Linked DNA regions of Mus musculus: all the other regions are linked to region 4. Evidence: chromatin loops called from intact Hi-C (ENCODE). Cell type or tissue: heart. All regions are shown on one strand. Links, peaks and the distances in the headings refer to the core of each region. The heading gives the core; the rest is flanking DNA. Region 1 has its middle 20 kb from the start of Irf4. Region 2 holds the start of Exoc2 (exocyst complex component 2). Region 3 has its middle 7.5 kb from the start of Exoc2. Region 4 holds the start of Dusp22 (dual specificity phosphatase 22).

Region 1 (5,935 bases), core at 244-5,243, 69 kb after region 4:
TTTGTTATGTTTGCTCTTTTTGTAAAACTAAATGTATATAATACATAATAAAATATATATATAATAAAAGTACAGTTACTGTCCATTTCAAATATATTCTCTACAACCTTGTCTGTTTTTGTTTGTTTCTTGTTTTGTGCGGTGTTTTTTTTAGGCAAGTCTTGCTATGTAGCTATGGCTGGCTTCAGGAACAGCATCCCCCTACCATGGCCCCCTAAGTGCTGCTGGGATTACAGGGATGTACCACCAAGTCCAGGAAATGCCCATAGCCTTTTTAAAACAAGAAAAAGAAAGTCAGATCTAGTTTATAAGTGCATGTATAAAGATTGAAAACAGTGGGCCAAAATCACTGTGGTTGCCTCTTGGGAAGCAAGAGCATAGCCCAGGCTAGGCTAGAAGCAAGAAGAGGGCTGCTTGTAGTGCACCTTCATGAGACCTGGCTTGACAGTGCACATAGACTGTGAGACACAGCATGTCCTCAAGTCTGTGTAAGGTTCAATTATAAACCACAAAGTCTGCAGGTAACTATTTAAATGAGTTGTCTGGTGCTGGCTATAGTCTTTCAGTTCCTTGACACTGGCTACATAGGCCAGGACAACAAGCTGTATTGTGGCATGATGTAGCAAAGCCTGGAGCCCAGCGTGCTAGGCCCCAGGCTGCTAGTCTCTGTGCTGAAATTCCTGCCATCCCTTTAGAGTGATTTACCCACTTGGATTCGGCTTGGGCAGGCCCTTGGTTTGGTGAGCCGTCTCATAGGAAGCTTACCACCTCCCTCTTCTCCGAAACTGAGCTTTTCAGAACCTTTCCTCATCCCCCAGACACATTCTTTGTTGCCCCACAGACCTTCATCTGTGCACATGTGATGATACATTGCCACACTGAGGGGGGCGGGGAGGATTCGGTATTTAGAGTAAGGGATGGAGTCTTACTCATCAATGCCAACCTCCCCAGAGATGTCTGTTGTAAATTCTATTGAATAAATCATTCATTCAGTGAGTGTGGGGTTTTCCTAAGTCCACGTGCTCTAAACTTCTACAGAGAGCAGACAGTAAGTGTGTGTTTGTGTGTGTGTGTTTGTGTGTATTTGTGTGTGTGTCTGTCTGTCTCTCTGGGAGGATGGGGGTGGGACCAAGGTATGCCCCCACCTCCTTCCTGTGAGACAGAGTCAGTATTAAACAGCCTAGTGTTTAATCTCAAGCATAGTGATTGAGTTCTCTTGGTTTGCTTGAGGGTTCTCTGCTTAAAACTGGAACCCACAACTCCACTGAAGGAGGATACTTATGGTGAGTCACAGTTGTCCCCAAGGAAGGATCTACAATCACCTGCAGGCTTTTAGAGACCACCTCTCTGTAGAACCATCTCTTAGGTCATGCAGTACCTTACAGGTGCCCACGTGAGGCCTCTGTCTCTGTCTAGGCTAAGGATTTCTTCAGTTTACCTCTTAGCACTTAATGTTGCAATAGGACTAAGCAGCTCTGTGTAGGCATGAGATGCCACTCCTCTCTCAGATGCAAGTTCTGAGGGGCTGGTCCTAGAATAATACCTGGCATGGCACAGATACTTGGCACCTGCCTGTCTAAGAAGTGAAAGCTTGGGGCACAAACCGCCTTTCCATGAAGCCCAGGCTGATGTACTTAGTGGTGGCTGACAAAGGTTTATGTGGAATCGCTGCCTCCTAGTCACTCTTGGTCTCCAAAGGGAAGCTTCCTAAGGCCAGGAGACAAGCTCCCTGAACCTGGGTCCAAGCACTTTCTCTTTAAATTATCAGCAGTGTTGAAGAGTGTCTGGGGTCTAGTCTTGAGACATGGAGAAGAAGGATCAAGGTAAAAGACAGGACTTTGCTTACAGTCTCTTGGGTGGAGATTAATGCAGAAGACAGAAGAGATGGTGGCCAGTAGCCATTGTGTCAGAGGACAGCAGCCATAGCAGCAGGAGTACTAACAGTAGCCACAGCAGAGCAGGAAGATATATAGTACCAGAGGGCAGCACCAGCAATGCCTGTGGCAGCAGAAGCAATGACAACAGTAGCAGTGGCAGTGACAAACAGCAACATCCCTGTATCAATACCATCTATGTGGCGATTGATGCTCCAACAGTAGATGTTATCACTGTTACATCCTAAATCAGCCCGTCCCGAAGCCCATCCAGGCTTCAATTCCCTTGAAAGCCACCTGAGCGCCTTCCCTTGCACCAGCCTGCTGCAGCAGTAACCACTGAGCCCCACCTCCTCAGTGCTTGCCCACCAGCTCAGCCTGCAGCTCTTTCGGTTCCTCAAAGGCGGCACCCTCTCCCCTTTGCAACCCTCTTCCACCCTACAAGCCTCTCTCCCCTCCCCTGCGGGCCTTTCCCATATCAGTCCCCTTAGGTCAAGCTTGAAGATTCCCTGCCTCTCTGTAGAACCATCAGGGAAGGTGTGGTCACTGGAGGTTGAGAGGAGGCCTGTAGGAGCTCCCACTGGCAAGAACCAAGCCAAATCAAAATGGTGCCGTCACACTTGGATCTGGACTTGGTGGCCTAGAAGTTCCAAAAGAGCATGTTGCTAGGGAGCAACAAATAGGCTGGGGTGTGGCTCAGTGGTAGAGCACTTGTCTAGCACCTTCCACAAGAAAAAGTGCAAAGCCTGTTGGGTAGGGTGGGGGTGAGGATGGGGGGTACTCATCTGTCTCAAGGGCTGCTCTCTACGGTATCTCCACTTACTAGAGAAGTGAGTTGCACAGTTGGATTAGCATCATGTGTGACAGATGAAGAATGAAGGCGGAGGCAGTGCAGCAGAGGCTAGAGCAGGCTGCACCTTCAAAGTCTGGGTTCCCACAAGCTTCCAAAGGCAACCCCAAGTCTCCACAGGCTCCCCAGTTCTTGCACTCTGGAATGACTCAGAGTATTTGACGATCTTGTATGACCCTGGAAACCTATGACTTTTCTTGTAAGACATAAATTATTAACACTTTACTCTGCCACTCTGGAATTTCTGTGACTGCAGCCCTGTGTCTCCTAGTGCCAGCCATGAAGTAGCAGTGAATGGAGAAAAGTATTCAAACCAAGAAAAGCCCCGAATGCTGATTTCAAGTACTTAGCTCTAGACTGAGCAGTACTCTAACACGCAGTCAGCGGGCTACAGTGTTTACCGTCCTCAGCCTGCTGAGTGGTTCTTGATATGGCTCTCAGTTACCTGTGCATATCCACTGATAAATTCTTACACATGTATGTCCACTAATGTCCCTGCCCAGAGTTCCCATCTTCAGGCTGCCTGTGCTATGTTGGGTGGCTCTGTGCCGTCCGGGGATCCTGTCTCCTTAAGAACTATTTTTAGAAAAATGAGGACAGAGGTTTGATTCCGAGTTTCAGGCTCCACAGGCTGGCAGGAGCTGGAATTGCTTCAGGGTCCGGTCTCTCTGGCTGCTCAACAGGACGGTTTGCTGAGTGACCAAGGGCCACTAAAGGAGATGGGAGTGGCTGATCTTGGCTTGTTCTTCCTGAGTGCGTCCACCCATGAGCTGCTTAGGATGTGTGGGAGCTACTCTAGGTGGTAAGGATTGTGGTGGTCAGCAGCTCCAAAAGAAGGTATTGATTGAAATCAGGGATGATTTGGAAAAAGCTCCAACACACGGTGGGACTCAGGGAGAAGTGGTTGGTGCCCAGACTCGAAAGGGAGAGCTTATGTGAGGAGCCTGAGACATTTGTGCAGCCAGAAAACAAGGAAGTACTTGAAAAAGAAAGGAACACATCAAGAGGCTACTGAGCCAATCAAAAAGAAAAACAAAAACAAAAAGAAAAAAAAACTCCTGATGGACCAAACTGGTGTAATTTGAATTTGAACAGCAAATTATGAGAACATTAGCATCTAACCCATGGAATAAAACAAATACACACATTTGAAGTATAAATAAAGAAAATAGCCAATAAAAAAGGAAAAATGTTTATATGATATAAAATAAAATAAAATAAAATAAGTACAGGAGTCCAAACTGACATAGAATTGAATGAATCAACAAACAGAAGGCTGGGGCATTCTTGCTTGTAGAAGAATTCAGGCAAGTAAATGGGGACCGGACAAGAAAAGTACAAAATCGCCATTACCTAGGACAGTGCTAACTCTGGGCTGACTACCCAGTCACTGAGTCACCAGGCACAGCACGTGGGAGAGGCTGTATTTGCATAGTCTGGACTTATCTCTCCCAAGAGAGACACCAACCAGAAAGAAAACCTGATCGGTGATCAGAGGGGAAACCCTTTACTTAGAGCCCTACTTGGACTATCAAGGGCAACGGGGACATTAATAAGCCCATTACTGTCACATGACCGTTAATGTCATGCACTGAAGACACAGTGTCACCTCTGTGGGACTTTTACCAAAACTGCACTGACCTCAACGTAACCAGAACAAGCATCGGGCAATGGAGAGACATTCCGCAAAATCGCTGACTAGCGGTACCAAAAAAACATTACAGCACAGATGACAGAGAGGTCCCCAAACTACCAGAGGGACTAGCCGTTAAAAAAAATTATTCTGCTCCCCTCAAAACCAAAACGAGAGCCATGCAAAGTGGTACTCAGGGGACTGGGGCAGAATGCTCGCCACGAGTTCAGTGAGGCTAGCCTGGGCTACATATCAAGACTCTCTCTCTCTCTCTCTCTCTCTCTCTCACACACACACACACACACAATAAATAAATAGATGATAGATAGATAGATAGATAGATAGATAGATAGATAGATAGATAGATAGATAAAAATAGAATCACCAAAATGTCCAATGCCCTGGCAGAAGCTAAGCACCATGTACCTCTGGGTTGATGTAGGGGAAAAAATACAAAAAGAGATGGAACTCAGTGTAAGCCACTGTATAATAATGAAACCATTCAACTTTATTTATTCATCCACACAGCTACAGACACTTGATCTTCAAAAAATGCCATATATGTATATATATATATATGAAAAGACAGCTATTGGGTTCTAATTGGAAGCCAAGAAAAACTCACTTCAGAGACAGAAGTTTAAAAATTAAAGCTTTATTTTCTAGTCTTTCAAAGAGGCAGCCAGTTCTGCCTCTGAAACTGCACCCTCCAAAGGGAAACTGTACAATATTTTTATAGGATGGGAACACAAAGCAGGAGGTGGGGGTGGGGTGGAGGACCGAGTGGACTGTTGCATTGACCAATCATATTTTGACACAAGGAGTTAGTCAAGAACTTAATGTTGGTGGCTGGGTCTTATCCAGGTCACGTGGTTTCAGGGTCCCAATTCAGCTTTTATAGTCAGGTCCTCTCCTGGACTCTGGTCTGGAATTTAGAATAATGATGGAACAAAGGAGTCGACAAACTGCACATAGTCAATTAAATTAAGACAGGCAGTTGCCTATCTGTGTGCCTTAGTTCAGATAACGGGATAGACAGCTTTCTTCTTTGCACCCTTTACATATTAACAGAAATGCCCGAGGAAGCAGATATAATAAGAGTTAGTTCTGGAACCTGGGAACGTGAACTCAGTTTGGTCCCACCAGCAAGATGGAACTTGTCCCTGAGATAGGAGGACTCGGGGAAACTGTCTCCTAACAACAGCCTCTTCAACAAAGTTTGCTAAAGAAAATGAACGGTCTACATGTATAAGAATGAAACTGGAGCCCTCACGCTCGGCTGGATGTTTGCGGACACCAGGACTGCAAGATGGCGGTGCTTGTGCCACTGAAGAAGAAGAAGCTCGTGGAGGTTAAAGTTGGAGAGTGGCCGAGTTGGATATTGATGCGGGATTTCATCCCCAGTGGTACTGCAGGAGCCTTTCCAGAGAGGGCATGATCAATACTTACAAGTACACCAGCATTCGGAAAGGCAGCATCTCGGGGATTAATATGGTACTGGCAGCCTACGTGGCTTTCAACTACTGCATTTCTTACAAGGAACCGGAACAGCGAGGCAAGAACCCATGAAGAGGAGTC
Region 2 (5,935 bases), core at 322-5,321, 310 kb after region 4:
CCCAGTTGTTGTCATGCAGCTGGCTGGCCGTAGCACATGGAGAGCTGAATGGTTGCTTTAATTCCTACACCAAAATAAATTTGACTTTAATATCCAAATTGAGATCAAAAAAGCCTATGTGTGTATTCACAGCTTCAAAATTCCCTGTGTGTCCACAATTAGGTGAAGTGTGCCCATTTGCACCAATAGCATCATTCCTCTATTCAACATAAACCCACTGTAAAGTGATTACAGTGGTCCCTACCATCCCAGCGCTGCAGGCAGTCAAGGGCATGCACACCTACATCCCCAGAGTTTATCATGCCATACTTCCTCAAACCGTTTGGTAACGGAAGTTATTTCCCACTGCAATCAATCTCAAAATCTCCTACTTTAACATAAGCCTAAAACTCATCTACTAGATAAACATTAAAAACATGTGTAGTATGTGTACTATGTAGTAGGCATTACTAGGAACCTGGGCCTGCTAACACTGAGTACAGAAAAGCCAGGCATAGATAGTGATGTGTCTCAGCACTGAGGAAACTGTGGTATGAGGATCACTTCAGTCAAAGAGTTCAGATCAACCTGAGGGCTGGTGAGATGGCTCAACAGGTAAGAGCACCCGACTGCTCTTCCAAAAGGTCCTGAGTTCAAATCCCAGCAACCACATGGTGGCTCACAACCATCCGTAATGAGATCTGACTCCCTCTTCTGGTGTGTCTGAAGACAGCTACAGTGTACTTACATATAATAAATAAATAAATCTTTAAAAAAAAAAAAAAAAACAAAAGATCAACCTGAATAGTGATCAATCAATAGTGAGACCCTCTCAAAGAAAGAAGAGTAAAACCACAGCCTGTGTGAAAAGATAACTGAGAGACAAGTTTATCCCTAGTGTTTCCTACGTGGTAAGATCCTGCTGTAGCTATACACTTAGAGATTCTATTTGGTACCAAGTCTTTTACCAGAATACAGATTCTTAAACTGTGAGTGGCAATCCTGTAGGTTATACAGGGTTGTGGAACTGAATGCAGAGAGAGGAAAAAAAAGAAAAAGCGAAATGAAAGTCTTCTAAACACATGGGATCAAAAATGAATTAAAAAATGAAATCCATAGTGAATCAAAGGTGTTACCAGCAGTACTCAATCCAACTTCATCCCAGCCTTGGTTCTGAACTTTCTCTCTGTGCACGTTGCCATGTCATGAAGTACCCAAGAGTATTCAACCCAAACCCTACAACTCAGCGTCAAAGTACTATATGTTACAAATAGCAGTTGTTTTCACTGTATGTTACGATTTGAATAGAAAATATCTCCTATAGGCTCAGAACCTCCTAACACTGTTTTAGGCAGTTATGAAAGCTTACAGATGAAGAGCCTTGTTGTGAAAGTGAGTCACTAGGGGGTGGGGACTTGAGGTTTCAGAGCCCAGCCCCACATCCTGACTTCTATCTGCTTCCTGTTCCTGAGGGGTCCCAGGGCACAGTCCTGCCACTATGAGGCAGCCTCACTAGCATAGGCTATATAACTCCAATCTATAAACTGGAGTGAGACCTTCTTCCCTTAAACTGCTTAGCAGGTACTTGGTTACAACACTGAAAAAACTAACACACTACATATATACATACATACATACAAACAAATATATACATATATACACACATACATATATGTGTGTATACATATATGTGTGTATTCATATATGTATATATGTATGTGTATATATGTATATATTATGCATATGTATATACGTATATACACACACACAAACAAAATGTTCTGTTCTTAAAGGAGAAAAATGGTTTTATTACAGAAAACAAAGACTATTCACATTTCCCTACTGGCATTCTTCAGCATGTAATCACCAAGTGATTGGGTCTTTAAATCGTGTTGTGTCCGAATTTTAATCTGAAAAACTGGTTTTTACGTTGCTGATTTGAAGTTCTAAAAGATCACCAATGGATTCGGCTTGGGAGTAAGGACAAATTTGCAACAATCTCCAAAATGTTTCTAACTGTCCTTCTACCACTGTGTACTATGTATTTGTATGTAGAACTGCTCTTCCTACCGATGATTAGAAAATTAAAATAATCAATCAGCTCTGGAAAGCCCTGAAGATGCTCAGTGTCCCGTAGTTACAAATATTAAACCAAGACTTAACTATGTATGTGAAAAGAACCGAGTTATCCAACTCTATGCTTTCATCTTTAATAAATGGTAAGTTTGATGTATACAAAAATTGTCCTAAAATAAAAAGCTTTGTGATTTACAGATAGTGAATACATAGATTGTCTACCTATTTTATAAACTTACATATAAAACCATGGAAATTCTTTATAAATTTTTGGTGGCAAAAGTTGAAGAAGCCCCATACTAGAATACAGCCTTTACAAATGTTTTGAATGTAATCTTCAAGGTATCACCTTTTGGAAGGTAATAGTTCAAAATGTCTGGTACAGTAAATTAAATAATTGAAAAAGAAAAAAAAAGGACTACTTTCTAATAACTCCAAAAATTGTTTCCAACAAACAGAGGTTCCCCTGCTTAAAAATACTGTCTACTGTGTCAAACAAAAGAGAACATGTAAGAGGCAAGCACACATCAGCGTCTTTCTGTCACCTTTCGAATCACAAATTGTTCACACTTAGATCATTCTTGTTTTGACTTTCAGTTCCTTGCCATTGGGGGAATCTGTTACCAAGCCTGGGCCATCACAAGCTAAGCTTTATAAACAAAGTTAGTAGAGAGATAACCAGTTGCCATTAGTGTTTTTAGTGTAAGGCATTCAAATGGCCGAATGGAGGTGTGGCTGAACCCGCACTTGCTGCTCCCAGAGTAGTAAAGGAAACCATTCAAGCTTCCCGTCCACGTTAGCGCGGGGGACTTAAACAGATTCCAAGCAGACCCTGCACACCAGCCGCTCCTCCGGGTCCAGCCCGGCGGCCTGCGCGGAGGCGGGTGGGGAAGGCTCGGCCCGCGGCTCCCACACTCAGCCCCGCGCCCCGGGTCCCTCACCGCGCCTCCCCAGGTCGCCCAGCCCCGACGGTCCCGTGCCACCGCGGAATTCCACTCCGGACCCGGGGCGTCCTCACCCAGGACGCGACACTCACCTGCAGCTTGCAGGCGGTGTCAGGTCCCAGCCAACCGGTTCCAGGCCGCCGCAGCCAGCACTAGGGCCGCACTTCCGCACGCCGCGAGCGCCGAGCGCGTCGATCCGCCGCCTAGCCGAGCACCGAGTGCTGGATGGACCGCCTCTTCCCAGAGGGGAAGGAATAGAAGGAGGACCAGACTATGGAGAAGGGAAGTTAGAGGATATCGACGGCATGGAAGTGGACAGAGAGGGAAGAAAGGGAAAGTGGGGAGGGAGGAGGAGAGAAGGGTGGAGAGGTGGAAAGGAGAAGAGGAATTGATGGGAAAGGGAGAAAAGAAGGAGGGAAGCAGAAAGGAGGAGAGGGAGAAAGTGGAAGGGTGGAATTCGGGGAGGAAAAAGAGGGGAGGGGTAAAGAGGATACAGTCGGTTAGAGTCACAGTAGATGTTGCCCAAGAGTCCACAGCGGTCAGGGATCAGCACCAGGTCAAGAGGCAAACCTCAGTCAAAGGACTGCATCTAGCCAGGAGTGCCCGCCTTATTAAGATTTCTCACAGGTCAGAGCTTTGGGGTCCCAAGGGTCTGAGTGGCAAATTGATTTGCAAACTCACAAGACCCCCATATTATAGAAACGACTGCTATCTACAGCCCATAAGCCCTAAGGTTTGAAGGTACCCTCCTGTGGACTCTGGAGATGGCCAGCTGAACTGAAGCAGACATATCCCTGTGGCTTCCTCTGTAGCAGGAACGAAGGACAGTGATCTTCAGCAGAGGATAATGGCAGAAGCATAGGGTCTACCTGTGGTTGTGTTGCCATGACTGTGGAGAGAAGTAGCTACGGGGTGCCCATTATCTAAGACCAATAACAGCCTAACCTTTCTAATGCTGAGACCCTTTAATACAGTTCCCCATATCGTGGTGACCCCCAACCATAAAATTATTATGTTGCTACTTCATAGCTGTAATTTTACTACTGTTATGAAGGCAATGTAAATATCTGTTTTCCGATGGTCTTAAACAACCCCTGCGTGAAGATCATTCCCCCAGGGGGGTTAAGAGCCACTGGCCTAAGCTATTTTTTTTTCAGATATCTTTCTGTGAAGCATACCTTATGCTTCATTCAGTACATACACTGAAGAGGGTGTCGTACAGGCACTATGAATTAAGAGATATTGTATGGCTTCATTTTTCTCTCCTATTTGTGAGAAGATACGTCAAAGTGTTTCCAGACCATCCATTTTGAAGATCAAGGGAACACTCTTTATTCGTGAGCAAGAGACTTGGCAGCAGAGGTCCTAAGGAAATACTGTAAGAAATCTCTGGCAGTCACGGAGCCTTTCACTGTGAAACAAAACCCTTCAGGTCTCAGTGACATGCCATTTGTCAGGTAAGGCTGCCTATCATCAAAGCCAGAATGGTGGCTCTGGAAAACTCACAGAGTTTTCCCTGGATCAAAAAAAAATAATAATAATAAATATACTATGCTAGTGAAACAGAAACACTCAGAAGAGGAAAGAGACTCTTTTGTTAACATAAAGAACACTGGTACAATTTTCTTTATTTTTCCCCTCCCTCAAGTTTCTGCTCCTAACCCTGAAACTAACTAGCAAACACTGGTGCAGAAGTTGCCAGAAAATAAAACTGTTAAAACTAAAATTGCTACGGTAGCCACTGAGGCTACAAATCATTGTATAGGTTTATGTTCTCAACACTTTCAGATTTCATTAGAACTAAAAAGAAGGATTTTGACACAGTACTTCCAATCTATCTAAAACAGTCTTCGGAAACACCAGGAGACACCACTAGGCTCCCTGGATAATTTATGTATCTGTTTTGCCTTACATCAATACCTTAAGTACTCAGTACTGCATGGCATGTCAGCTTGAAAGGGGCCATACATAGTTAGTGTGCAACCTAACCCTCAACACAACTGTAAAGATGCCATCTCTTAAGGCGCCTTCTTAGGAGAAGCTAACGATTAGTTAGTTGTCCTTGCTGGGGCATTCCTGCCATATTCATTCTCATAGTATGTACCACAGAGACCCACTGTGACAATGATTCAGTCCACCAGGCTGGCCATCCATTAGACCTGTCAGCAGAGTACCAGTCTCTTCATTTACTCTCTTGTCCTACTCTTGAACTTCCTGAGAGAAGGGATTGTGTGTGCTTCACAAAATGGTTGTAGGATGAAAAGCTGAGATTCAAGTGTTCACCAAAGCTGTGGGGAGAGATCTATTTCTAGCCATCTACTTCAAAATCTGCTAAACAGCCAAGCAAAAAGAAAAAAAAAGCAATGTTTGATAAATTTTGACGATATAGTGACAGTTGACATGCTTTAAGCGAATACTACCAGTGTTGGCATCCTTCGTGGTTAAAGCTGCAGAGACAATTTGAAAGCCTGCAAGGTTGTCTGTCACACAACCCGAGCTCTTTCAGAAATTCCTTAGCCATGGTTCTTGGTTTAGGAAACCCTTTGACTCATGTCCTTTTTACCTTCGTTTTAGCTATCCTGTGCTCCTAGCAACTGCCCTGATATGAACCTAGCAATCTCCATTTCTCATTGGCTCCAGGTCTCAGTGTGAAAAGTCTTCAGCAGAGTCATATGTCTCTGATCAACTTTACAGTGAAATGGAGCCCCGTGGGCTTTTTATTTACTTGAAATTTGCATATTTCAATTTGAAAATTGTAAATAAACTTGGCTCTAAAGAGGAGGCCTGGTGTTACTGTTACCCCGACCATCTGGCTCTTCCTGCCATGCAGTAGTGCAGATGTGCTGAGCACCTGTGTTTATATCTGGGCGTCGCTGGTGGCAGCTTATGTCCGTAGGTGGTCCGTGAGGGAGTGAAGAAATTGAGGAAAGGTTCTC
Region 3 (5,935 bases), core at 625-5,624, 320 kb after region 4:
CTGTGACTAGGTTACCTATAACACATCCATTTTAAGCAGAACTTTGAGACAGCTCCCTCTGCCTCTGTTTCTATAATCCTTTGCTGCCTGGTCCTCAATCACTTCCCCACCTCCCTGTTAGCCTCCCACCCTGGAAATAATTACTGTGCTAAGGTACAATCCTCAAAAGGCATTTTGCAGGCTAACCATGAAGTAAAGTAATAAAAAAAATAATATAATGATAAATATGTACGCTGTGTTTTCAATTTTTCATTTTTATTGAATTTCTGCTTTTTCCATGAAGCAATTCTTTCTGTGTGTTGTCATATTTTTCAGACCTTGGATGTTTTATGCTTCGATGTTTTCTCTCTAGTCAATGTGATACGTACCCATCCCATTATCAGCTAGAAATGTAGGTGAATGCACAAGCATGAATGTTATACTTCCTTCAGATAAACAATAGCTTTCCCAGACCCTATGGACACGGAGCATTCTTACAAAATTTCATTTAAAAGCAAAGAAAATTAAAATTATACATCTGCAGAAGATATACCCTTGGTAGCTGATAAGCTTCATGGAAACTTCATTTTAGGAAAAAAAAAAATGTCAGTGATTGCTATACGCTCCATCATGTCATTTTGTGTTTCAGATCTGTTGAACTCTAATTGTTACTGCTGCTAAGTGTCTCCAATTTGCAAGCATGCCTTTGTTTAGAACACATTCAGAAGGAAGTTTGCTTTTCCTTTTTTTCTGTTTTTGAAAGAAAATGTCCAGACCTTGGTTACAGTTCCAGCTTTCTGTAAAGTTCAGTCCTCTTCAGCTGCCTGATGGAAAAATGACCAGCCATGGTGGGACAAGTCAACATGCTGATAAATAGCCAGGAAAAAACCAGTAAGCACCATGCAGCTTCCTAGGCCCTTGCTATACATAAATAGGCTGATAACTACTGGCTCTGCAGTTGCCAGCATCCTTTCCAGTAAATATCATCTCAAGCCAGAAGCTCTGTAAGTCAAGAAGATTATGAGTCAAAAGCATAAAGACACCAAGTGCAGCACTCTATCTGCCCTGCCCCCCGCATGGGTCTTGGCCTGTTTGAAGAGAAATAGAGTATCAATTAACTCTTGAAGGATCCCGGGATGCTTCTCAGACCTGAGATTAGTCAGCTTCCCACATCACATAGGCAGGGGACCTGTGACACACTTAGTTGATGGTCTATAGCTTCAGAATTTCCTTAACGACTTGTAACACAATAACTTTTCCCTTGAAAGGTGTCTGCTTCTAGCTGATTCTTCCAGGAAGCAATTTACCACACCCCGACAAAAACAAAACAATCAAACAAAAAAAATTAAAATAAAACATTTTTTTCTATACAAAATGTAAACTTTCCACTTGCTAATTCAGAAAGATCTGCAGTATGTGCACATTGCAGCAATTCAAATCAAACTCTTCACTTCCAAGAATGTGGACTGAGACATTTTGTTGTTTTGTTTTGTTTTGTTTTGTTTTTCAAGGCAGGGTTTCTCTGTGTGCCCTGGCTGTCCTAGAATTCACACTGAAAAACAGGCTGGCCTCCAACTCAGAGAGATCCCCCTGTCTCTTCTCATGAGTGATGGGATTAAAGGTGTGCACCAGCAGTGCCAGATCCCGAGGCTTCTTATATGAATGGCATTGTTCATTTTCTACGCAGTAGCTCTTACTCTCTTAACATTAAGCCAATCTTCCATCAAGACAGAGAACGGCAAATAATAACTGTAATAGTTTCCCAGAACGTAATCTTGGATATCAGGAAAAAATAAATGAAAAAAAATCTTGTTTGATTTATTTGTTTGTTTGTTTGTTCATGATCACATTTTGTTGTTTGGTCACTGTTTACTATGGGACTATTGGAGCTGGCTGATCCAAATCAGTTTGCCTCATAAAAAGTCTTAGAGGAAAATCTTTAACAACTCAGATAATAGCCACCGAAACACTGAAGAATCTGCTTGTTTTTCAGGCATGTTTAAATGTAGCAAATGTTGTGTGGAACCAAATGAAGGGCCACACTGCTGGCTAAGTTCATGGGAAAACTTAGTTATGTAAGAAGGATTGGAAGGTGGAAATTATACCATGCAGAAGGCTACTGTCACAATTAATCTCTTTACAGTGGGTCTTTATTACTTTAAGATGTTTAATGTCTCATAGCCATCAGTCTTCAAGATGTTTAACATGAATCTATTCACAGTGAAAAATGTAATAACTTACATGATTTGCATACTCCTTATGGAGGCTTGTTGAGACACAAAAAGAGAAATATTTGAAGTAGATATAGATGTTGCTCAGTATTAGAAGACTTGCCTTAGCATCGTCCCTGCTTGTGATTCCGCTAATGGCACTACAAAATCAAAGTCATTTCTCTTTTTTTAAAAACAGGAAAGCAGGGTTGGTACATGTAACATCACAGCAAATCACTCTGTCAAATATACACTATAATGGCTATTTTTGTAGATTGGTGACAAGTTATTCAAATATATTTTAAAACTGCATGTAGATGCTAAGAATCTAATAACTTTCTAGTGTGTTGGATCACACTTACAATACCAGCACTTGGAAGACTGAAGTACTGAGGCAGAAGAATAACTACAAGTTCAAGGCCAGCTTGGGATTCAGAGTTCCAGATCAGTCTAGACTGAAGAGTGAGACTGAGTATCAAAATAAGTAAATAAATAAATAAGACGAAAAGACTAATTATTTCACATTAATTGCCTTAAACTTATCAGAAATGTGACACATTTCATGACATTTAGAGGACCAAAGTCATTTAGGATCCTCATGTTTCTTTAGAGAATTATTTCACAGAATCAAAGCTTTCCACCTATACTCAGTATTTTCTTGGCATATAAATTAATGGAAACATCAGCTTAACTTTTATAAGCCCAGGAGCTCTTAATATTCTTAAATAGAAATAGAAATAAGAAATGTTTCTAAATAGAGAAGCAGGTTAGGAAGTAAAAACACATCATCTAGTGAACTATTTATTCAACAAAACCTTCACAATTCGCTTACTTAGATATTTAACAAATATATAGAAAGCTACTGAGTAACTCTGATCAATGAACTCATGTTGCCACAGTATATCTTAGCATATCTTTAATATTGCTGCTAATGATACATTGCTTCTGATCACTGTGATTAATAAAGGCTTTTAATTTCCGAGAAACAGAGCTAGACACCTTCTCAATATTCACCAGAGTGAATTCCCAAGTATTAAACTCTCCATGTAGTTTGGTTAGGTCCCCTTGTGTGTTTCAAACCAGGGTAAACATACTGCACACCCTAGTGGCCAGTCCAGGGATGCACCTTCTCCATGGGGCTATCTTCCATGGTGGCCACCAAAATATGCTACAAAGCCCTAGCAGCCATTTTGACCTTTTGTGAAGGTGGAAAACATCAACTTGCTATTCTTTCTGGGTAAGGAATTCATCTCCAGGTCATAAAGACTGAGAATTACCTTCACACCCTCTATTTCCAAAAGATATCATTTCAATATTGAGGCGAGAAAAGCTATGGCACACTCAAAACTAGCTGACACTATACAAGCTTGAATTATTGGTAAACAAGAGAAAGGGAGAGAGGGATGGAGAGAGAGAAGGGAAGGCAAGAAGAAGAAGTTTCAAGTTTCCCTCTCCCTCTCCTTGCATCTCCTTTCTTTCTCCTGTCCTCCTTCCTTCCGTTTCTTATTTTAAGCAGAGCCCATTTTCCTAAGATCAGAAGTTCTTTCTTTTCAAAACTCTAACAGATGTCTGTGACTGCTCATACCATGAGTGCAAGCACACAATACACTCACAGGCACATACAAGCTCACATGCACACACACACACACATACACACACACACATACACACACTCACACACACATATAAATGCACACTGTGTGCACATTCCACATGCATATACTCATGTGCACATGTGTCCATTCATTTGTGCACTTTTTATCTACATACATTTATACATATGTATGTACATATACAAAGTCATACATACGCAGGATCACACACCAAACAAACACACATTTGCTCAAAAAGATAAAAAATTTAAAAAGAACTTGGAAGTAGAAGCTCCTACAAAAAGCTCAATGGGTAAACAGAGGCAAACTCCACTGGAAATGGGCCTAGGTGTGGATGTCAAGAGCTGTGGGGTCTCAGGACCTTTAGGGTGTTTAGATTCTCTTTTATTTAACCACGTTGTAGCCTACTTTGCATCCTTCTGCCATAATTTCAATATTTATTCCCTAGAGTTTTGGGGCCTCCAGCACAACCCCATGTGAAAAGAGTCTTGACAGTGGGTTCCAACTTTCTTTTTAATTAACTCCATTTCTAATTAACATATTTCATTTTGTGGCTCATCTCAAGGTTCTTTGCCTTCGACATCTGTTCAGATCAGAGGAATATGTAACTAGAGAATTGTGTTTGGGAAGGTTTGGGCTTCCTGACCACAGCGTTAGCTTCGATCCGAAAGTGAGTTGACAGCTTGCATTGGCCAGTCTGTAGGCCCACAGGCCGGTTGCTCTCTTAACTTTAGTGCCTCTTGCTGCCTCTCTTATGAGAAAAGGGTTCTGAAGGAACCCTGGTTTATTCTGCCTCATGCTTGGGATAAACTAATCCGAATCAGGTGAGTTATGAGTTGTTTACAGTTGGAAGTCAGATGTAGAAAGCTGACTCAGAGATCCAACAATTGTACAATCCAACACTCTACAGATGGGCCAGTGTTCTAAGTCATTTAGTTTTAAGAGAGAACTAATCGGAGAGGGTGGCTCATACCTAGGCTCTTCTGTCGTTTGTTTCACGGCACCGGTTAGGAGCCCTGCCTGTTCCAGGCACACTGCAGATGATGGTCTGCCCTCTGTCCTGTAAGCCCTCCTTACATTTGCAGGAGACACAGTTTTGAAATTCTAGGAATTAATTTCTTTTGGACAGTGTGTAAATTCATCTGTGGGTTAAGTCTGCAAATTGTAAAATACACCGTGAAGCAACACATCTCTGTTAAAATGAAATGACAGCTCTGGGCCCCACCCTGGAGAGGGTAAGTCACAAAAGGTGCTTCTGTTTTTATTCATACTCTGAAATACATTTCTTTAAAAAAAACATTTTAGATTTATTATTTGACACCGAGAGAACCCCCTCAGACATTCTAAAATTTATTGATCACAGGAAAGTAGATGTGATTAATAGGAAATACTAAAAAGAAATTAATTTTATTTTAGGGTATTTTTAAAAATAGTAAACACTGTAAAAAGTCCAATTTATTCAGACTTATTTACAACAGCCTAGGCTTCTAAATACACCATAACCTTAGAGCTATTTATTTTATAAAATACAATATGATATAATAATATAGTCAGGCCAAAGCTTAGCATACTACTGCAAGAGAGAGGGAAAAAACCAATAATTATAATAATAATAACTTAGAAATTAAAAAGAAAGAAAGGTGCTGCATTTGCCACGGTGTGGTTTACTTTTTAAATTAAACACATTCACTTTTACACAATGAATGAGTTTTTCCTAGCCATTTGCTAAAAGGGGGAGAATTTAATGATTTTATTCTTCACTAGATTGGCTATTCTGAATAGCCATTTAAGATTAAATATATACATTTCCTGTGCCGCATGCTAATTCTACTTTGAAAGTGTTTACCTTAAAGAAATAATAAACTCATTTTCCTTTATTTTTTTTTATTGAATTTAATACACCTTTTAAGCAGGTTAGCCTCCTAGCAGGTTATAGTCTATGAAAAGCCATGTAAACAAAAGGTATTGTGATTATTATATGTAGGGCACATCTTAGATAATGAGTTTCAAATTTATAACCAATATTGTGTGAAAAATGATTGTCATTCAGCCTGTATATGTATAGTCAAAGAAAGAACAGTTTGCTAGGCAATATTTGCATAACCACGATCCCCCACCCCAAATGAACTTCTT
Region 4 (5,935 bases), core at 513-5,512:
TTGGGGAGATTCCGAGGCCTTAAGTAGTCATCTGAGCCTCCTTCTTCTGGACAGAGCCACAGAAACAAAGAAAACAATCTGTGCTTCTACTTTTGAATTCTGGGCTTTGCCTTGTGTCTTCTTCCTGCACTCCAGTGTCTGCCTTTCTTTTCCTTTCAGTCGTGCTTTGGCCGAGGCATATGACATACAACTACTCATTTGGGCTGTGGGTTTAAGTTCTAAGATGAAGCTAGGGAGTGAGAGGAGACAAAGACTCTTGTTAAGAAAGTCTCGCAATCAATCAAGCAATAGCAACTGATCAGTCAGCCCATCACCCACCGGACTCTCGACTTCTGATGCTCTTTTTTTCCCTCCTCTTCTCAAAAACGAAACCTGAGGATTTGAGATGAGTATGCTAGAAAGAGCAGAGTCAAATGCAGGCAGGAATGCTAACTCTGACTGTCAGGGGACAGGAATGAGGAATTCGTCATCTAAAGTATAATAGTAATAATATTAACAATAACAGCAACAGAAGCATAGGCACAGAGAGAAGTATTCCAAATAGATGGCAGATGAAAAAACATGATTTGCGCTTGTGATTTACGGGTGTAGACCAACCTATAAACAAATTGTGCTTGGAGAAGTCCACCTTTCTATTGAAAACAACAGCCTAAAGAGAAGGAAGAGGAATAAACACTGGCCAGTTGCTTTTAAACACATCATCTAGTGATCGTGTAAGGAGGCAAATGCTGAGAAAGTGACTCATCTGGTCCATGATCTTTCTAGGAGTTGGGGATAGAAGCTGACCATGGGATTTCCCTACTAGAGTCCCTTAACTATGCTGATTCTAAGCAGCAGGCATAATTGCATAATGACACTATGGTACAGAGGGGAGGGGGTAGGTTTCCCATGTGATTAGGAGGAAGAGGATGAGAGGGTGATAGTGCAGGACCAGTCCTGTAAAGAGGAGGAGCAGAAGTAGACCAGAATCTCATCCCCCAGGGAGGAAACAATGCAAGTGCACACTGAGGGAGGGAAGGGAAGGTGGGGGGAGTGCCTTGTATTGCCCAGGACACGAGTGTACAGGGAGAGCAACCATACTAGACAGAGTCAAGCTCTTCCCAAATATTTATTAGCACTCTAAATTTTTAAATACTTTTCTTCACATTTTTTGTTTACTATTTATTTTTATTTATCTATTAGGGTGTGTGTGTGTGTGCACTCATAACTATGGTCAGAGGACAACTTACAAAACTTGGTTCTCTCTTTCCACTGTGTGGTTGTCAGGGACAAAATTCAGGTCATCTGGCTTGGCAGTGAGTAACTTTCCCAGCTAGGCCAGCTCAACAGCAGTTCTTTTTTTCTGGCTGGCTTGCTTGTTTGTTTGTTTGTTTGTTTTTAGAACCTCCCCACTGGTTTCTCAGCCAAGATCCCCATTAATTATTTTGGCATATGTTTAGTCTATGTTATGCTAGCTTCTGCCCCAGAAGACATATGACTAAGTAGTGAATAAGACAGAAAGACCTCTTTCAGGAAGTTATTAGCTTATGAGATAGGTCAATATTAAGCAATTAAGTATAATTTCTGATCCTAAGTGTATGAAAAAAATATGACACAGTAATGTCATAGGTACCTGGAGTATATCTTATAAACTGGATGCTTTAGTTGAGAGAAGAATCTATGGGGAGATGACCTTTGTACTAAGACCTCAAAAAAGCTATGCAAAGAATTGGGCGTTGAGATGTCAGTAACACAGGACCCTGTGTAAGATCAAGCCTAGGATGTCTAAGAAAAAACAGAGCAGCCCCTGGGGCTGATTCCAGGAAGGGGGAGGGTGATCTAAGGCCAGCAGAATTGGGCTTGAAACATGGCATTATCTTCATTCAACAAGTACTGGCATCTACTGGGTGTAGGGCGTTGTCAAGAATACAAAATGGAAATGAGAAACCTTTAGTTCAGTGGTTCTCAATCTTCCTAATGCTGTGACTCTTTAATATGGCTACTCATAACTTGGTGACCCCCAACCATAAAATTATTTTCATAACTGTAATTATTTTCATAACTGTAATTTTGCTACTGTTTTAAATAGTAATGTTAAGTATCTGTGTTTTCTGAGGGTCTTGGGTTACCCAAGTGAAAGGGATGTTCAAACCCCCAGGTCTTAGTGCCTATAAAGGAAATTAAAATTTTACCAAGGATAAGCCAGGCACGGTGGTGCACACCTTTAATCCCAGGTGCACACCTTTAATCCCAGCACTCGGGAGGCAGAGGCAGGTGGATTTCTGAGTTCGAGGCCAGCCTGGTCTACAAAGTGAGTTCCAGGACAGCCAGGGCCAGGGCTACACAGATGTCTCGGGGAAAAAAAAATTACCAAGGATGATAGATGGCCCACATGCTAGAATGCATGCACACGCTAGACAAAACCGCAGTGCAGGTACGTGGGGGCTTTCTGGGGGTAGTCATTGCAACACACTGCCCTGAAAAAGACCATTTAGAGACAGTTGGGTTCCTCTCCTCGACCAGGGTCACGTCTCTGCAGAGGTGAGTCACCTAGCCCACCTTTCCCAGAGCATGCTCCTTCTCGGTCTGAGTTGGGTGGGGCAGGGCCCACAGGAATCCCCCGCCTTGTTGGCTCAGAAAACCCAGACAGGGGAGCCCCTCTAACAGGGGAGTCAAGGCCTGAGACACTGCCCGTAACTGGCACCAGGGAGCCCCAGGGGAAACCGCCTTTAGGGACTTGGGGACCCCCCTACCGCTGCGCCTGCCTCCGTCCACCCCACCCCCCACCCGGCGCGCGTGCGCAAACTGCAGGGTTGTAGGCTGGGGCTCATGCGCGAGCACGAGCGCGTGCGCGCTGGGCGTCCGGCCGCGGGGGCGAGGGCCGCTGTCCCCGACGTCCGCACGGCCGGACAGTAATGCCGCGTCCCGGGTGGAGCGCGCAGCGAGCGCCGCCCTGGCGCCGCCTCCCGCTGCCCCGCCCGCCTGCCCGCCCGGCTGCGCGCCCGGTCTCCTCCCGCGAGCGCGGAGCGGCGAGCCCGGCGCGGCCATGGGGAGTGGGATGAGCCAGGTAACGTCCGGTCCCGGCCGCACCCTCTTTTCTGCAGCCTCCGCAGCCCTGACCCGCACAGCGTGCCCCTTTGAGAGCGGGGGACCCATGCTGGAGCTGGTCTGTCTCCCTCCCCTGAGACCGGGCCCCTTGACGTCTGCCACCCACAGCATTGGTGAACCGGGCCAGATGGGCGGCTTCTGTAATTTCCTCTTTTCCCCAGATTTGTGTGCGCGTGCACAGATAAGCCACTCTGGTGGGGGAAGTTCACGGAAACCCTAGAACTGACATGGCTTTCGGTGTCTGGAGCTGGTTGACCCTGGGTTGTGGGGCTTCCTTAGGGCAACCTGTTGGCTGGCTGTTGTGGCCGCAAGGCCTTCTAGAAACTCTTTCTTTGCCCCTGTGGTGGCCCAAACCTTCTGGGCCGGTTTTCTCACCCCTACCCCCTAGATTGAGGATGATCTGGCGGTGACAGTCCTCCGGGTTCTATTTGTGTCAGTCTCAAGGTTAAGGAACTTGCTGGTTCAAAGAGAAATCTTACTAAGGCTCTGGATGCCCAGGACTAAGACAAGTACTTCTACAAGTATTTTAAATGGTCCTGGGTTTGGTTAGCTTCTGGTGTTACCCCCCATCTTGTCTCCACTTACTTTATCCATCATGTTTATAGGTTCTAACGGTGTGGCTCGCTTTCTCCCCTTCTTTCTTCACCCTTTCACATTTGTCTCTGCTTTGTGGCGAGGGGCTCTGCAGTGGTTTAGTTACTTCCATGGGAATGATTATTGAGGCAGAGATCCAAGACCGAGGAGGGAACGAACATGTCTTTGATGGAAGCCTGCATGCTCCTTGCACAGTCTCCATGTTTTTGTGCGTTGTGACTTTTGTGTGTTGGTGACTAGGATTTTATTATTTTATTATTATTATTATATTATTATTATTATTATTATTATTTTCGCCAGTGATCAAATTTGAAACAAACTCCCTCTCATGAATATATGCTTGTATTATGTTCCCATTAGCACAGGGATCAGTCATCGCTCTGAGCTTTCTGCTTTTAAAATTAGACCGGTTGAAGATGTCCGCCTGGGGCTGACAGACTCTGCTTGCTTTCCCTTGACATTTCTAGTTGGCGCCACTGTTTACTGTCCCTTTCTGCATTTGGTTTCTAGTATTTTATATTCTAATTGAAAGAATGGGTTTAGGTATACAAGTGATTGATTGCCTAAGGGATATTCTTTTCATACTTCTCAGCGAAGGTGGCAGTATTCATATCCACATTGTGCTATTTACTTCTTATAGTAGATTCCTTGACTATTTTATTATCATAACCAGCTTGTACAGACACAGTTTCTAGTGTAGAGATGGAAAACTATACGGACAGAGAAATGTAGATGTTCAGTGGTTCAATACTTACAGTCTGTACTGAATATATGTTAGGTGTAGTGCTTTTGGGAACAGAGGGAGGAAAGCCAGCAGAAAGGACCAAGAAGTCTGTTACAGACCTCCTCAATGTAGGACACTGCTTGTTCAGTACAAATATAATGTGAACCAGATACATCATTTACATTTTCCTAGTGAAATTTCTTTGAAGAGTTAGAACAGATGATCACCATGTAAAGAATATTATTAAACTGAGAATATTTAAAGTATTTTAACACGCAACCAATAAATAAATTATTTATGCAATACCTTTTTTTTTTTTCCCTGTGGAGTCTTAAATTCTCATTAGGTACTTGCTACATTTTAAATGCTCAAAAACCAACCATTGGCTAACAGGCGCTGCCTACCCCAGATTACTATGTCCCCATACCCGTGTATGGGATGGATGGGGCTAGGGGAGTTTATCAGGCTCTAAAGATAACTTCTAGTGTGTAAGCAAAGTAGATGTCATCCCAAAGGAGGGTAATCTTCAGCCCAGGCAAAAGCTCCCTGGTAGAGTAAACATCTTAATCTGAGATCAGAAGGTATCACCGGAATTACAAGACAAGGAAGCAGCGAGGTAAATTACTGGATGCTGGTAACCAAGAGCCTTACCCAGAGGTCTCTAATGTGTTATTGTCTGACCTGGAGCAGGGTTTCTGTTTTTCCCTAGTTGGGAAAAGAAAAGGAAAAAAAAATGTAGTTTTTTGTTGTTGTTTTGTTTTGTTTTTTGTTTTTTGTGGTTTTTTTTTTGTTTTGTTTTGTTTTTTCGAGACAGGGTTTCTCTGTATAGCCCTGGCTGTCCTGGAACTCACTTTGTAGACCAGGCTGGCCTTGAACTCAGAAATCCACCTGCCTCTGCCTCTCGAGTGCTGGGATTAAAGGTGTGTGCCACCACACCCGGCAAAAAACAATGTACTTACCGAATCAAGAGAAGATGCTAGTGATGGAGATGTGATTCTAAGATTACAGGCAAATTGTGTGATGCCTTGGAATTTAAGAGTGTCATTTGGGGACAGGAAATAAGGACCTCAGGCTCTGATATCTTCTCCTCCAGACATTGCCAGTATTGTTTAGCTCATGAGCATTCTCCTGACTAGTCGGGTGGTCTCTTCCTACCCTGTGCCTTTCCTGGCAGACAAGGATATTGTCCTGGCATTTAGTGGGAGGCCTACTCTCCCTTCAGCTGGGATTTTCCACGAGAAGCCCTCTGTTGCTAAGAGGGCAGGGATATCAAAAAGTCCAGTTTTCGCTTCCTGGATTCATAGATGCTTAAAACTAAAAGACCTTCAGTGGTTAGCATAATCCAGTCTCCGTTTTCTCTCTCAGATGTGTAAAACAATGCCTCTCCCAGTCACTACTCAAATTCTTAGGAAAAGCAAAGGAGAATTTTAGGTGAATTTTTACAAACTGTAAGTAGTACATGGGCTCTGTGATCAGAGTTCTTGGTTTTGTCCACTGCTGAGCATAGTGGTGGCTCGGATGTGGCTGACA

What was found. A loop is a pair of places that touch in the nucleus more often than their neighbours do. Peaks named below come from ENCODE experiments on the same cell type or tissue, not always from the same donor. Only the 100,000 strongest peaks of a DNase experiment are listed, where the experiment ranks them.
Region 1: a loop joins it to region 4, with 2.1 times the contacts of the local background. A loop is called at or near these places in 4 of 42 quality-filtered maps.
Region 2: it touches region 4 in a loop (2.6-fold over the local background); 6 of 42 quality-filtered maps call a loop at or near these places.
Region 3: a loop joins it to region 4, with 4 times the contacts of the local background. A loop is called at or near these places in 6 of 42 quality-filtered maps.

The regions. Positions count from the first base shown.
Region 1 is chr13:30,726,111-30,732,045 of GRCm38, forward strand. No RefSeq gene overlaps it. Among named protein-coding and RNA genes, the nearest start is that of Irf4, 20 kb to the right of the region's middle. In heart, for the core only: a CTCF peak has its summit at 3,368; DNase peaks (open chromatin) are centred at 2,181 and 3,321.
Region 2 is chr13:30,970,905-30,976,839 of GRCm38, forward strand. It overlaps Exoc2 (exocyst complex component 2), which reads right to left and starts at 3,143. Exons shown (of 28, transcript NM_025588.2): 1 at 3,092-3,143. In heart, for the core only: no CTCF peak of the experiment used is centred there; a DNase peak (open chromatin) is centred at 3,097; H3K4me3 peaks cover 1,640 bases; H3K27ac peaks cover 1,354 bases.
Region 3 is chr13:30,978,574-30,984,508 of GRCm38, forward strand. No RefSeq gene overlaps it. Among named protein-coding and RNA genes, the nearest start is that of Exoc2, 7.5 kb to the left of the region's middle. In heart, for the core only: a CTCF peak has its summit at 3,297; a DNase peak (open chromatin) is centred at 3,308.
Region 4 is chr13:30,657,101-30,663,035 of GRCm38, forward strand. Dusp22 (dual specificity phosphatase 22) reads left to right here and starts at 2,959. Exons shown (of 7, transcript NM_001037955.4): 1 at 2,959-3,046. The coding sequence starts at 3,026. It overlaps Gm35158 (a long non-coding RNA gene), which reads right to left and starts at 2,943. Exons shown (of 3, transcript XR_382157.3): 1 at 2,351-2,943; 2 at 1-229. In heart, for the core only: a CTCF peak has its summit at 2,894; DNase peaks (open chromatin) are centred at 2,881 and 3,201; H3K4me3 peaks cover 1,644 bases; H3K27ac peaks cover 1,421 bases.